2 separate regions of the Homo sapiens genome follow, and region 2 is linked to region 1. A link is an interaction called in ENCODE POLR2A ChIA-PET data of the cell type or tissue named here. Cell type or tissue: OCI-LY7. All regions are shown on one strand.

Evidence for each region. Peaks named below come from ENCODE experiments on the same cell type or tissue, not always from the same donor. Only the 100,000 strongest peaks of a DNase experiment are listed, where the experiment ranks them.
Region 2: POLR2A ChIA-PET joins it to region 1 with 18 read pairs; 4 of 35 experiments call an interaction of 5 or more read pairs at or near these places.

The regions. Positions count from the first base shown.
Region 1 is chr17:75,342,680-75,350,679 of GRCh38, reverse strand. The region is part of intron 2 of GRB2 (growth factor receptor bound protein 2); the gene reads left to right. Among named protein-coding and RNA genes, the nearest start is that of SLC25A19, 57 kb to the right of the region's middle. RefSeq lists enhancers at 1-438, 3,229-3,308, 3,319-3,378, 4,989-5,268, 4,643-5,634 and silencers at 3,519-3,578, 3,490-3,658. In OCI-LY7, a CTCF peak has its summit at 4,612; DNase peaks (open chromatin) are centred at 1,899, 3,499, 4,689, 5,779 and 7 weaker places; H3K4me3 peaks cover 6,900 bases; H3K27ac peaks cover 8,000 bases.
Region 2 is chr17:75,168,189-75,176,188 of GRCh38, reverse strand. It overlaps SUMO2 (small ubiquitin like modifier 2), which reads left to right. Exons shown (of 4, transcript NM_006937.4): 3 at 1,366-1,437; 4 at 7,788-8,000. The coding sequence ends at 7,850. Among named protein-coding and RNA genes, the nearest start is that of SUMO2, 11 kb to the left of the region's middle. In OCI-LY7, CTCF peaks have their summits at 4,004 and 4,208 (motif pointing right); a DNase peak (open chromatin) is centred at 4,188.

The DNA of each region.
Region 1 (8,000 bases):
TCTACTGAAAATACAAAAAAATTAGCTGCGCGTGGTGACGGGTGCCTGTAGTTCCAGCTATTTGGGAGGTTGAGGCAGGAGAATGGTGTGAACCCAGGAGGCGGAGCTTGCAGTGAGCCGAGATCGCGCCACTGCACTCCAGCCTGTGCAACAGAGCGAGACTCCGTCTCAAAAAAAATAAAAATAAATAAATAAATGTTACCGCCCAAGTGAGCTTTCCTTGCATTGATTAGATTCGGTCTCCCCAAGATGTGCTTTCATACAGAGCACTCTGGACTCATAGAACTTACACCTGAAGTTGTAGTGAACTTGGCTTCCCCTGCTGTCAGCTCTTTGAAAGTAAGGCTCATTTTTAAAATTGTATCCCCAGGACCTAGCATAGCTCCTAACTCAAAATAGGCACTCACTCATACTTGTTTACTCAGTCTTTTTTTTTTTTTTTTTCCCCTCAGAGATGAGATCTTGCTATATTGCCTGGGCCAGAGTGCAGTGGCTATTCACAGGTGCAATCATAGCACACTATAGCCTTAAACTGCTGGGCTTAAGGGATCTTTCCCAGGTAGCTGGGACTGCAGGCATATGCCACTGTGCCCAGCTGCTCCCTTAGTCTTGACTATGTATTTTTTTTTTTTTGGTTGTTTTATTAGGATAGAGTCCTAAGAATGGCATTACTGGGTTAATAGGTATGAACATTAGATCTTTAATACATACAGTCGAATTACTTTTCATAAAGCCATATACCTTTTTATATTCCCACCGATACTATCCCTATCACTAAGTATTAACTTATTTTCATCTTTGCCAATATGATCATCCAAAGTGAGGCAGTGGGTGGCCATCAGATGTCTGAGTCAGCAGGGTGTGGTGGCTCACGCCTGTAATCCCAGGATTACAAATTTTGGGAGGCTGAGGCGGGTGGATCACCTGAGGTCAGGAGTTCAAGACCAGCTTGGCCAAAATGGTCAAACCTCGTCTCAACTTAAAATACAAAAATTAGCCAGGCGTGGTGGTGGGCGCCTGCAATCCTAGCTACTTGGGAGGCTGATGCAGGAGAATCACTTGAACCCAGGAGGCAGAGGGTGCGGGGGTTGCAGTGGGCCAAGATCGCATCACTGCAGTCCAGCCTGGGCAACAGAGTAAGACTCTGTCTCAAAAAAAAAAAAAAAAAAAAGTCTGAGTTATGAAAACAGAAGGCTCGAACCAGCCCCTTGATCTAGTTATTCTGGGCAAGCCTACATGTGTCCTCGAAGGTTTCTGGGCTCTCAGGTTTTACAGCCTTAGCAGGCTAAAGGCAACAGGGAGGACAGCTTGTCTTATCTGTTAGGCAGTAGTTTTAGTAACATGGCCAGCATGGTTACCTGTAAGAGAGGACCCTGCTTGATTGAGCCACATCCAGCTGTCCAAATGTATGTAATTACCATTTATCATTGAAACATATGACAGCTCCATCAAAAGAGAGCAATGTGTAGTCTGGCAGAGGACAGTAGGATTAAACAAGAATGGCTTCTTTTATTTAAACTCAATGAAAATACAAGAGGGAAAATTACTTTGCTTACTATACCCTCTCACCTGTTATAAGCTGTTCTACCTTTAGGTTCTTGCCCTATTCCTAGACTATTTGAAGTTGTCCTTTTTTCTAGAACGTCCACACATGAGTTGAATTTTCCATGTCAGCCATGCAGCTAATTTAGAAACATGTTGCTGGGTTGGGCGCAGTGGCTCATGCCTGAAATCCCAGCATTTTGGGAGGCTGAGGTGGGCGGATTGCTTGAACTCAGGAGTTCGAAACCAGCCTGGACAACATGGGAAAACCGCATCTCTACAAAAAATACAAAAATTATCCAGGCGTGGCGGCGTGCACCTGTAGTCCCAGCTACTCAGGAGACTGAGGTGGGAAGTTCACTTGGCCTAGGAGGCAGAGGCTGCAGTGAGCAGAGATTGTGCCACTGCATTGTCTAGCCTGGGTAACAGAGTAAGACCCTGTCTCTAAAACTGAAAAGTAAATAGAAACATGTAGCGGTGAATTCTGTGTCCAGCTCAAAATCAGCAATTTCCCTTATCTCACTTTTTTACTTATTTCCTCTTTATTTACACACATAGCTCCCTTAGCTCATAAACACTTCTGAGGGCAGGGACCATGCCTTTTATTCTTATTCCCTTTTCAGCTTCCTAACACAATGCTTTCAGTGTAGTAGACACTTGAACAATATCTAAAGTGCAATTCAAAGGGGCAGCTACTGCAAGTCATTATGCCAGTCTAGTAATGGTCAGATTACAAATCTGAGGTTTTTATACCTTCACCCCCTTTCTCAACTTTTAATAGTAAACAGAATAGGGCTGGGCATTATGGCTCATGCCTATAGCCCAGCACTTTGGGAGGCTGAGATGGGAGGATACCTTGAGACCAGGAGTTCCAGACCAGCCTTGGCAACATGGTGAGACCCTGCCTCCACAAAAAAATTTTAAAAGTAGCCAGCTGTAGTGGCTGGCATCTGTAGTCCGAGCTATTTGTGGGAAGATCTGAGACGGGAGGATCACTTGAGCCCGGGAGGCTGAGGCTGCATTGAGCTGTGATTGTGCCTCTGCACTCCAGCCTGGGCCACAGAGCAAGACCCCTGTCTCAAATTTTGAAAAAGCGGTTAACAGAACAGAATTGTTTGGCTCTTTTATAGTTTTCTTCTTCCAAGTAGTTGGTAGAATTTGGATACTTTCTGCCCCATAACAAATGTCACTTTATATAAAGGAGCATGTCCTTAATGCATTCCAAAAGACATATACAACTGATTTTAGGCTAATTTCAGTCTGAGTCCTGGTAGAGAACACCTGACACACTTAAATTGAGAGGATTTTAATAATGAGACTATTTGCAAGGTGTTGACTCCAGCTGGGGACCTCCACACTCAGCCCACTCAGGCTAAGTCTTGGTTGCGCACCAGCTCAGCTCATGGCTGGGCTGGGTATGCCCCAGCTCACCTGTGTTATGGCTTGTTCCCAGGTTCAGCAGTTCCCAAGGTCTTGTCCTGTGTCTGAGAAGAATGAGGTTACACTGGCAATTTAAGGGTGAGGAGGGTGGAGAAGAATTTTATTGAGCGGTGAACAGCTTTCAGGAGCGGAGGAGGTAGTGGTTCCCCACCCCTGAAGTCTGGTGGTTTCTCTCCCAGTGTGGCTGGGTGGGGGCTTTTATGGGCTCAGAACAGGGGCATGCATGCTGAATGGTTTGTGGGCATGCAAAGAAAGGCTAAAGCAAAGGCACCACTCAAAGATGGGCATGGCAGTGTAGAAAATCAATTCGGAAAGGGTAGGTAGATGTAAAATAGGTGAAGAGTGGGGATCAATCAGAGGAAAGCCTACCAAATGGGAAGATGGGTTCTCAGTCCGGTCCATGGATTTGACCTGTAGTGTGGCTTTCAGGCTTTCAGTTGTCTTTGGCTTAGAGGTGGGGTTTCACTGGAGACCCGCCCCTGTGAGGCATTTGTCTGCCTCCTGCCGCTATCAGTGTGGGCGAAGTTTCTCTAGAAACCACAGGGATAATGCAGTGTCCACAGCTGGTAATCAGGTTACCACCATGAGGCCTACGACAGGGAGAAGGAAGGGGGAGGAGTTGCCCAAACCTGGAGAAGGAAAGGACTTACTTTCAATTGAGAGTCCAAGACTGTCCACAGACACTCTCAGGGTGGGAGCTGGGAGAATGAATGCCCTGACCTGACCCTCCCTTCGTCTGACCTTCTGCAGGCCTCCCCATTGATTAATAGCACTGGGAGCCAGAGAGTGAGGGAGCCTGTTGATGTGGTTCTTACAGAGCCAAAAAGTCAGAGCAGGCTGGGCACAGTGGCTCATGCCTGTAATCCCAGCACTTTGAGAGGCCAAGGTGACTTGAGGTTAGGAGTTTGAGACTAGCCTGGCCAACATGATGAAACCCCGTCTCTACTAAAAAATACAAAAATTAGCCAGGTGTGGTAATCCCAGCTGCTTGGGAGGCTGAGGCAGGGGAATCATTTGAACCCGGGCGGTGGAGGTTGCAGTGAGCCAGGATTGCACCACTGCACTCCTGCCTGTGCAAAGAGTGTGACTCTGTCTCAAAAAAAAAAAAAAAAAAAAAAAGGCAAGAAAAGCAAGGTGTAACTGGATCTGGAGAGACAGATGGAGGATACCAGCATAAGATTGATACCTGTCTTTGTTTTTTGGAGACGGAGTCTCACTCTATTGCCCAGGCTGGAATGCAGTGGCGCAGTCTCGGCTCCCTGCAACTTCTGCCTCCCAGGTTCAAGCGATTCTCCTGCCTCAGCCCCCCGAGTAGCTGGGACTACAGGCGCCCGCCACCGTGCCCAGATAATTTTTTGTATTTTGTAGTAGAGACAGGGTTTTACCATGTTGGCCAGGCGGGTCTTGAACTCCTGACCTCAAGTGATCCGCCTGCCTTGGCATCCCAAAGTGCTGGGATTACAGGCATCAGCCACTGTGCCCAGCCAATATAGCAGTTTTTCTAAAGCAGTTTTCAGAAAAAAAAAAAAAAAAAATCAGTGGCCGAGAGGAAGACCACTGAGCAGCATCTCATCACCAAGTCCTTTTGATTCTACCTCCAGAAATACCTCGACTCTCTCCTCTCTACCGCACTGCCCCACCCACCTGCACCTCCTTGCAGTTCATCTCACAGTCAGCCAGAGGAGCTTTTGAAAAATGCAAACCTGAATGTCACTCTCAGCGACTTCTGATGATTGTAACATATAAGCTTGAGCTTCTTAATTTGCATACTGTGGTCTTCTGCCAGACCACCCACAGGAGAGCCTTTGATCTCCCTTCAAATGTCACTGGCTTGGGGAGGCTTTCTCAGGCAGCCCCCACCCCGAGACTAGTTTAGGTCCCTGTGTTTTCTGCTCCCTGACCCTGTCCACTAGCTTGAATCCACATTTGCAGTTTGTATTGTCATTACCTGTTGAACTCTCTGCATTCGCCTCCACCCTGGGGGTGGGGGTGGGGGTGGGGGTAGGGACTTGCCACTCTACCCCAGTTCCTCTTCCTCTGTCATGTGATTATAACAAGCCTTTCCCGATTTGGAACTAGATTAACTGCTTCAGAAGTAGAAAATGCATTTGGAACTAGCTTTTTGAGTTGGAAATTAACGGTGTCCTGGTGGGAGGACCCCAGCCTTGAGTTTTTCAGTCCTGTATCCTTATGCACACGTTGGTGAATAGTTCTGTGACCAACATTGCTTTTTCTTCTTTCAATAACATCCTCTGAGGTGGCTCTTGGGTCACAGAACGACTGAAAATCGATCAGTCCTTTCATTGACCCCTTGAATCATAGTCTTACGTGGAATTAAATAAACTCTGTTGTCGGGCGGGGTGCGGTGGTTCACGCCTGTAATCCCACAACTTTGGGAGGCTGAGGTTGGCGGATCACGAGGTCAGGAGATCGAGACCATCCTGGCTAACACGGTGAAACCCCGTCTCTACTAAAAATACAAAAAAAATTAGCCAGGCGTGGTGGCGGGCGCCTGTAGTCCCAGCTACTCAGGAGGCTGAGGCAGGAGAATGGGATGAACCCAGGAGCGGAGGTTGCAGTGAGCCGAGATTGCGCCACTGCACTCCAGCCTGGGGGACAGAGCAAGACTCCATCTCAAAAATAATAATAATAAATAAAATTTAAAAAAAAACCTCTGTTGTCATTAATTTTCAGGGTAGAGGTTTGAGCTCCTGTTTTCTGCTTTATGCTGAGGCAGTGGGAAGTGAGTGGAGACCTTAGAGGGTGGAACTGACACACAGGAGCGGGTTTGCCTGTTAGCATCACAAAACATGAGTAACAGCTGCTCCCCCAGGCGGGGGGGTTGGGAGGGGGTGTGGGGGGTTGGGGAGGCTTTGTGTTTTATTTTTTGAAGAGAGGAGTGTAGGATTTCATGTAAGATTAAAAGCCTCCTTCTGTTAGTGAAAGGATGAAAAGGACAGTTGCTAAATATGTGTCATTAAAGTAAAGAATTAGCTACAGTTGAGGCCGAGCGCGGTGGCTCAACACCTGTAAATCCTGGCACTTTGGGAGGCCGAGGCGGGCAGATCACTTGAACTCAGGAGTTCAACACCAGCCTGGCCAACTTGATGAAACCCTGTCTGTACTGAAAATATAGAAATTAGCCAGCTTGGTGGCAGGCACCTGTAATCCCAGCTACTCAGGAGGTTGAGGCAGGAGAATCGCTTGAACCCGGGAGGTGGAGGTTGCAGTGAGCTGAGATCACGCCATTGCACTCCAGCCTGGGCAACAAAAGCAAGACTCTGTCTGAAAAAAAAAAAAAAAAATTAGCTACAGTTGAGGTTATTTAGGTTATTTCCAGTTAGAAGTTCTGATACCATTAATAAATATTTTACCTTTAAGCTAAAAGAAGCTTAACCAGTGTTTTAGTTAATAGCAGCCAAACAACAATCTGTCTACTTGCAGAGTCTGCCATGTTCCTTCTACTCACAGTCCACACAGACTAAGCAGAGCTAAAGATGCAGACAGGGAATAACCAAGTTCACACTTCATCTAGGATGTTTTCCTGATACCCCCTAACCTGGAGTTAAGTCATCGTCTTTGGTGTTTGGAAGTCAGATGTTTTCTATTGAATTGATGCCTACATAGTACCCATAACTCCCCACTCCTGACATTCGTCACACTGTGATGCACCTGGCAGCTTTCTAGTCCCCTAAGCTCCTTGGGAAGGGTATCCATTTTATCCTCAGTTCACCTAGCCCAGGGCTTGGTGTTTGTCTAGTACAGGTCATCATATGATTGTTGAATTTTTCAAATACACAGATTTTTCTTGAAACCTCTTGATCTCTGTGTTGGTCTCTTCCTGCCCCCTCCCTTCCTCTCCTTTCTTCTCCCTGCTCGTGCAGTTGAAATTCTGACATTCCAAGAGCATTTCAGCTCCACCAAATAGGACTTCCACATGTCACAAAACGCAAGACAGTTATTTTGAATGGAAACTTTTTGTACCCCTTTGGTAGAAGTTTATTTTGGGGTTTGTCTATGCATTTAGGTTTCACTGCCTCCAGATTTATCTGGGTGGAGTAATATCACATAAGTGTGAACTACCTTCCTGTTTTGTTAAAAATATCAAGAGCAATTTCTCTTGATGATAAGAGGTCAACTGAAGAGGTTGATGAGCATATCCTAGTTATCTTTTGAACTAAAATATTTCTCAGAGAAAGAAATATCCTGTAATTTGGTTAGTCGTCTTAATTGTTCATCTTCTAACATGTATGAACATTATAAAGAAACTTTTTTAATACATGAATAGTCCTGGTCTCTTAATGTGATCATTTTTCTCCATCAGCCTAGTTGCTGGTCAGTGGGTGAATCAAAAAATCCAAGGTCTTGCAGACTGTTCCATAAAAATTTTGCTGGCAGAGTTGTAGCTATTAAAATTAGCACCCTGCAAAAGTCTGTCACAAGTCAGACAGGCAGACCGAATCAGAATTAGACATCACATTGCCAGGAAGCGCTCCATCCTGAGAGGGATTAATAGGACATGTGTAGAAACAGACTTACACCTCCTCTCTCCCTGGTCCAGCCCCCTTTATCCCTGTCATACTGAAAGTTCCCTGCTCTACCCACCCACCCCCACTCCTTCCCAATCTTATACCTTTTTTTTTTTTTTGAGACAAGGTTTCTCTCTGTCACCCAGGCCGGAGTGCAATGGTGCAATCACAGGTCACTGCAGGCCTCGACCTCCCAGGCTCAAGCAATCCTCCCACCTCAGCCTCCTGAGTAGTTGGGACTGTATGTGCACACCACCATGCCAGGCTAATTGTTGAATATTTTGTAGAGACAGGGTCTCCCTGTACCCTCTAGGCTGGACTCAAACTCCAAGGCTCAAGGCATCCTCCCGCCTTGGCTTCCTGGAGTGCTGAAATTTTACAGGCGTGAGCCACTGCACCCAGCCTACTTAGACAAAGAAGTAGGTGGCCTTGTGGAAAGGTACTCCACATGGCCTTTAGGCAGGGTGCTTACGTTACAGGAAGACTGAT
Region 2 (8,000 bases), 170 kb after region 1:
ATGAGCCTGTAGTCCCAGCTACTGAGGAGGCTGAGGCAGGAAAGTCACTTGAACTCCGGTGGTGGAGGTTGCGTTGAACTGAGATTGTTCCACTCACTCCAGCCTGGGCGACAGAGCGAGACTCCATTTAAAAAAAAAAAATTTCATTTCCTTGTCTAACTCATTTAAATGCATATTTGTCTCAAGGTATGTTCTATTTAACATTATAGTAGCTGTGTCTGAAAAGCAGTAAAGCTTTCTAAAAGAATGACTTACTGGCTGGGCGCAGTGGCTCACACCTGTAATCCCAGCGTTTTGTGAGGCTGAGGTGAGTGGATCACTTGAGGTCAGGAGTTCGAGATCAGTCTGGCCAACATGGTGAAACCCTGTCTCTACTAAAAACACAAAAATTAGCTGGGCATGATGGCAAGCGCCTGTAATCCCAGCTACTCGGGAGGCTGAGGCAGGAGAACCACTCGAACCCAGGAGGCGGAGGTTGCAGTGAGCCAAGATCGCACCACTGCACTCCAGCCTGGGCGACATAGCAAAACTCTGTCTTAACAAACAAACAAAAACAACAACAACAAACAGGCCGGGCACAGTGTCTTATGCCTGTAATCCCAGCACTTTGGGAGGCTGAGGTGGTCAGATCATCTGAGGTCAGGAGTTCGAGACCAGCCTGGCCAACATGGCGAAACCCTGTTTCTACTAAAAAATACAAAAATTAGCCAGGCATGGTGGCGCCTGCCTAGTCCCAGCTAATCAGGAGGCTGAGGCAGGAAAATTGCTTGAACCCAAAAGGTGGAGGTTGCAGTGAGCCGAGATCGCGACACTGCCCTCCAGCCTGAGTGACAGAGCAAGACTCTGTCTCAAAAAAAAAAGAAAAGGAAAAAAAATACTACATCTTACTGTTCACTGAAAATGAGAGGCTGGGCACCATGGCTCACTCCTGTAATCCCAGCACTTTGGGAGGCTGAGGCGGACGGAGCACCTGAGGTTAGGAGTTCGAGACCAGCCTGGCCAACCTGATGAAACCCAGTCTCTACTAAAACTACAAAAATTAGCCGGTTGTTGTGGCGGGGGACCGTAGTCCCAGCTACTCTTGGGAGGCTAAGGCAGAAGAATCGCTTGAACCAGGAGGTGTAGGTTGCCTTGAGCTGAGATCACGCCACTGCACTTCAGCCTTGACAACAGATCAAAACTGTCTCAAAAAAAAGAAAATGAAAATCACCCCAAATCTTTTTACCTATAGGGTATGTTAACATGTTGGCAATTGTTTATTTAGGTATTTCTTTAATATATTCATGGTTAAATATGCATGTACTTTTATGTAAATAGAATTCTGTTTCTCTTAATGCTGTTTATTGCTTTTAAATTCTCGTTCAGGGATTGTCAATGAGGCAGATCAGATTCCGATTTGACGGGCAACCAATCAATGAAACAGACACACCTGCACAGGTAAAAAAATCTCTCCTAATTAGAAAAATTACCATTTGTAATTCTTTGAACAGCTGTGTTTATGAATTTGAACGTTTAGACACTGGAGTATAAGTTCTTGTAGAGTTCAGAGCTTTGGGAAGTATGACCAGAGGGGAACAGAAAGGAAAATAGGAATAGGCTCAGGAAATGCCAATGGTTTTTATTCATTTATTTTTAATTTTCATTTTAATTATTTTTTTAGGGACAGGGCCTCTCTGTTGCCCGGGTTGAAGTGTAGTGGCCTCATTATAGCTCACTGCAGCCTTGGCCTCCCAAAGTGATGGGATTATAGGCACGAATCAATGTGCCCAACCCCACCAGTGGTTTGTGTTTGTTTTTTGTGACGGAATCTCACTCCATCGCCCAGGCTTGAGTACAGTGTCACGATCTTGGGTCATGGCAGCCCTCGCCTGCCATGCTTAAGCAATTCTCCTGCCTCAGCCTCCCAGAGTAGCTGGGATTACAGGCATGCACCACCATGCCTGGCTAATTTTTGTATTTTTGGTAGGGATGGGGTTTCACCATGTTGGCCAGGCTGGTCTTGAACTGCTGACCACAAGTAATCCGCCCGCCTTGGCCTCCCAAAGTGTTGGGATTGACAGGTGTGAGCCACCGCACCCAGCCAAATCCTCACCATTTTAGTTCTACATGCTGAATTGAAATTCTCTTTTACGTGTCTTCATGAACAAAAAGGAACTAATAGCCCTAATTGCCACGTCCCATAGCTTTGTTTGACAGGGAGAGCCCCTGATAATAGGAGATTTTCCAGATCCTTACTACAAAACGTGATGCTCTCTGATCCTTTAACTCTTTATGTACCACTTCATTTTGTTCTGTCACTTTCTGTAGGATCAGCTGGATTGTCTTCTGTGGCAGAAGCTCTTTGTTTCTTTTTACCCTTTCAAAGTTCCATTAAATACTTCCAGTTTTGTCCTAGCAGGGTGGCTCATGAGAGCCATTTTCAAGATTACAAAGTGCTTGTAATGCCAGCACTGTGACGCCAAGGTGGGCGGAGCACTTGAGTCCAGGATTTCAAGACCAGCCTGGGCAACATGGCAAAACCCTCTCTTTACAAAAAAATACAAAAATTAGCCAGGGAGCAGTGGTACGTGCCTGTAGTACCAGCTACTTCTTAGGGTGAGGTGGAAGGATTGCTTGAGCCCAGGAAGTGGAGGCTGCCGTCACCCAAGATGGTACCACTGCACACCAGCCTGGGTGACAAAGTGAGGCCCTCTCTCAAAAAAAAAAAAAAATGACTTCCAGTCTTGTCCTGACTTGGTGGCTCACACCTGTAGTCCTATCACTTTAGGAAACTGACACTGGCAGGAGGGTTGCTTGAGGCCAGGAGTTTAAGACCAGTCTGGGCAATATAGCAAGACCTGGTCTCTACAGGAAAGAAAAAGAGCTGGGCATGGTAGCATGTGTCTGTAGTCCCAGCTTCTTGGGAAGTTTAGTGGGAGGGGTGCTTGAGTCCAGGAGTTTCAGGCCGCAGTGAGTTATGATCATACTACTGCACTCCAGCCTGGGCGATAGAGCAAAACTCTGTCTCAAAAATAGAAGACTTACAGTTTCTGAAACATATTTTACAATGTTGTGATAGTAGAAATTTAAATTGGATCCCATGTACTTTTGAATTTCAACTTTATCACCCAGTAAAAACTAGAAAGTGATAAATGTGGCATGAAGCAGCACATCCAGATTGTAGTTTTGTTGATAATCTTTGAAAATTGGAAAAGCCCCTGAGTTGTACTGAAAAGAAGAATATTTTGAAGACATTTCAACTGGTGACAGTCTCTCAAAAGGAATTACGGGCCAGGTGCACTTGTTCACACCTGTCATCCTAGCACTTCAGGAGGCTGAGGCAGGCAGATTGCTTGAGGTCAGGAGTTTGAGACCAGCCTGGACAATATGGTGAAACCCCGTGTCTGCCAAAAAATACAAAAATTAGCCAGGCATCGCCGGGCGCAGTGGCTCATGCCTGTGATCCCAGCACTTTGGGAGGCCGAGGTGGGCGGATCACCTGAGGTTGGGAGTTTGAGACCACTCCGACCAACATGGAGAAACCCCGTCTCTACTAAAAATACAAAATTAGCTGGGTGTGGTGGCCTGTAATCCCAGCTGCTCGGGAGGCTGAGGCAGGAGAATCGCTTGAACCCAGGAGGCAGAGGTTGCAGTGAGCCGGAGATCACGCCATTGCACTCGAGCATGGGTAACGAGCGAAACTCAAAAAAAAAAAAAAAAAATTTAGCCAGGCATGATGGTGCACGCCTGTAGTCCCAGCTACTCAGGAGGCTGAGGCAGGAGAATCACCTGAACCCGAGAGGCGGAGATTAAAGTCAGCAGAGATAGTGCCACTGCACTCCAGCCTGGGTAACAGCCCCTGTCTCAAAAAAAAAAAAAAAAAAGTCTGGGTACAGTAGCTCACGACTGTAATCCTAGCACTTTGGGAGGCCAAGGCAAGTTGATCACCTGAGGTCAGCAGTTCAAGACCAGCCTGGCCAACATGGCGAAACTACCCCGTCTCTACTAAAAATACAAAAATTAGCCGGGCATGGTGGTGCTCACCTGTAATCCCATCCCAGCTACTCGGGAGATTGAGCCAGGAGAATCTGGGCGGGGGAAAGGTGTCAGACAGTCGAGGTTGCAGTGAGCGCGGAGGTCATGCCACTTCACTCTAGCTTGGGTGAAAGAGTGAAACCCTGTCAAAAAAAAAAAAAAAGGCGCAATTATGGTATGTAGCCACAAGGAGGAGCTAAATTCTATTGATAAATGAGGCTGGTACAGGAACCTCATTTTTTAAAGGCATTTACAGTTTCACTGTAAAACTTCACATTTGGATAATTTTGTTTTAGTAGATAGATGACAGGCTTGTTTGGTTTTAAAAGAAATAGTAAAAAGTATCTATTGTGCTGTACTCTCAGTTATTAGAATGTATTTCCTGTCTTTAAGCCCTCCTTACCCACCACTAAAACGGGATTATCTGCTATAGTAGTTACAAATATTAAACAAGGAGTTATTTGTTTGGATCCGTGACCTTGAGGCATTTTAAAATCTTCAGGTTGAATTTGCAATTCATTTTACTTCATTTTGAAGAATTTGGAATTGATTCGTTTTAGAATTATTCTCCCAATATTTGTTAGATAGCAGGATTGTGATAAATTAAAACATCTTAGCAGGCCTCCTGCCTCCCCAGCTTTTTTTTATTTTTTTATTTTTCGAGACGGAGTTTTGCCCTGTCTCCCAGACTGGAGTGCAGTGGCGTGATCTCAGCTCACTGCAACCTCTGCTTCCTGGGTTCAAGCGATTCTCCTGCCTCAGCTTCCCGAGTAGCTGGGATTACAGGCGCCCACCATGATGCCTGGCTAATTTTGTTTTTATTTTATTTGTTTATGTTGTTTTTATTTTATTTTCTGTATTGACGGAGTCAGTACAAAATTAGCTGGGCATGATGGCGCATGCCTGTAATCCCAGCTACTTGGGAGGCTGAGGCAGGAGAATTGCTTGACCCGGGAGGCAGAGGTTGCAGTGAGCCAAGATTGCGCCATTGCACTCCACCCTGGGCAACAACAGCGAAACTCCATCGCAAGAAAAAATAGAAAAACACAAATGTAGTCATACAATAAGCTGCTTTGCTCCTTGGGGTGTACTTTTTTTTTTTTTTAACTGCCCCTTACAGAGCATGGCTAACTTATATAGTCAGTGCACCGAGTTGGCTGCTGCTTAGTTTTAAAATTGTGTTTTTAGCCTAACACTGTATCTACTGTATCTTAAAGATATTTTCATTTCTGTACATGAAAATCTTATTTTTTAACGGCTATATGGTATTTAATATCTGAGCATACTATGTTTTATTAATTTGGGTTTTTTTTTTTTTTTTTTGAGACCTGGAGTCTCGCACTGTCACCCAGGCTGGAGTGCAGTGGCGTGATCTCAGCTCACTATAACCTCCACCTCCCAGGTTCAAGTGATTCTCCTGCCTCAGCCTCCTGAGTGGCTGGGATTACAGGCACCTGCCACCATGCCCAGCTAATTTTTTGTATTTTTAGTAGAGACGGGGTTTCACTATGTTGGCCAGGCTGGTCTCGAATGACTGACCTTGTGAGCCACCACGCCTGCCGTGGGTTTTTTGTTTTGGTGTTTTTTGTTTTTGTTTTTGTTTTTTGAGACAGAGTCTTGCTCTGTTGCCAGGCTGGAGTGCAGTGGGGCAATCACAGCTCACTGTAACCTCCACTTCACGGGTTCAAGTGATTCTCCTGCCTCAGCCTCCCGAGTAGCTGGGACTACAGGCGTGCGCAACCACACCCAGCTAATTTTTGTATTTTTGGTAGAAACAGGGTTTCACCATGTTGGCCAGGATGGGTTTGACCTGTTGACCTGGTGATCCGCCCACCTTGGCCTCCCAAAGTGTTGGGATTATAGGCGTGAGCCCCGGCGCCCAGCCTAATTTGGGTTTTTATTGAGATTTGTTTTCAGTCTTTGCTAAGCAGTGCAGCGAGATTCTTTAAACATATCACCCTTCTGTGGGCCCTCGACACAGACATATTCAGCTTTCATTTATTTAATTTTTTTGAGACAGTTTCTTGTCACATGCAATGGCATGATCTTGGCTCACTGCAACCTCCACCTCCTGGGTTCAAGTGATTCTCCTGCCTCAGCCTCCCAAGTAGCTGGGATTACAGGCGTGCAGGCGTGCGCCACCACGCCCAGCTAATTTTTTTGTTTTGTTTTTTGTATTTTTAGTAGAGACTGGGTTTCACCATTTTGGCCAGGCTGGTCTTGAACTCCCGACCTCAGGTGATCTGCCTGCCTCGGCCTCCCAAAGTGTTGAGATTACAGGTGTGAGCTGCCACACCCGCCCCCCCCCACCTTTTTTTTTTTTTTTGAGACCAAGTCTCACTCTGTCACCGGTGTTGGAGTCCAGTGGCACAATCTTGGCTCACCACAACCTCTGCTTCCTGGGTTCAAGCGATTCTCCTGCCTCAGCCTCCCGAATAGCTGGGATTACGGGCACATGCCACCATGCCCGGCTAATTTAAAAAATATTTTTAGGCCGGGTGCAGTGGTTCACGCCTATAATCCCAGCATTTTGGGAGGCCGAGGAGGGTGGATCATGAGGTCAGGAGATCTAGACTGTCCTGGCTAACACGGTGAAACCCCGTCTCTACTAAAAATACAAAAAATTAGCCAGGCGTTGTGGCGGGCACCTGTAGTCCCAGCTACTCGGGAGGCTGAGGCAGGAGAATGGCGTGAACCCAGGAGGCGGAGCTTGCAGTGAGCTGAGATCCTGCCACTGGACTCCAGCCTGGGCGACACAGGGAGACTCCGTCTCAAAAAAAAAAAAAAAATTTTTTTTTAATAGGGATGGGGTGTCACCAGGTTGGCCAGGCTGGTCTTGAACTCCTGACCTCAGGTGACCCGCCCACTTCAGCCTCCCAAAGTGTTGAGATTACAGGAGTGAGCCATTGTGCGTGGCCCTAGCCTTTTTTTCTCTTTTTTTGATACAGGATCTTTTGCTTTGTCACTCAGGCTGGAGTGAGCTGGTGTGGTCTCAGTTCACTGCAGCCTTGATCTTATGGGCTCAATTGATCCTCCCACCTCGGCTTCCTGAGTAGCTGGGAGTATGGACATGTGTCACCATGGCTGGCTAATTTTTTTTTTTTTTCCTTTTTTTTTTTGTAGAGATGTTGTCTCCCTATGTTGCCCAGGTGGTCTCGGTCTCTTGGGCTCAAGCAATCCTCCAATGTTGGCCTCCAGTAGTACTGGGATTACAGGCATGAGCCACCGCACCTGGCTAATATTCTGCTTTTTACTCAAAAACTAAGTTTTGGCTGGGCGCAGTGGCTCACACCTGTAATCCCAGCACTTTGGGAGGCCGAGGCAGGCAGATCACTTGAGCTCAGGAGTTTGAGACCAGCCTGGCCAACATGACGAAACCCCATCTCTACTAAAAATACAAAAAAATTAGCTGGGCATGGTGGCGGATGCCTGTAATCTCAGCTACTTGGGAGACTGAGGCAGGAGAATTGCTTGAACCTGAGGGGTGGACGTTGCAGTGAGCTGAGATCACGCCACTGCAGTCCAGCCTGGGTGACAGAAATCCTGTCTCAAAAAAAAAACAAAAAAGTTTTATCTAATAGTCATAAAAAAGGAAGCCAAGTGAAAAATTACTTAAACCAAGTGTGTTGATACATTAAGCTATGAGACATCTAAAATAATGAAACTTGGAACTTAGTGGAACATGTACATGTTTTCAGCATACTTAAACCCAAAAATCATTAATTTTCAGAACTTAATCAGTGCTTTTACATTTGTTTTTTCTTTTATGCTAGTTGGAAATGGAGGATGAAGATACAATTGATGTGTTCCAACAGCAGACGGGAGGTGTCTACTGAAAAGGGAACCTGCTTCTTTACTCCAGAACTCTGTTCTTTAAAGACCAAGATTACATTCTCAATTAGAAAACTGCAATTTGGTTCCACCACATCCTGACTACTACCGTATAGTTTTCTCTATTCTTTCATTTCCCCCTTCCCCATTCCTTT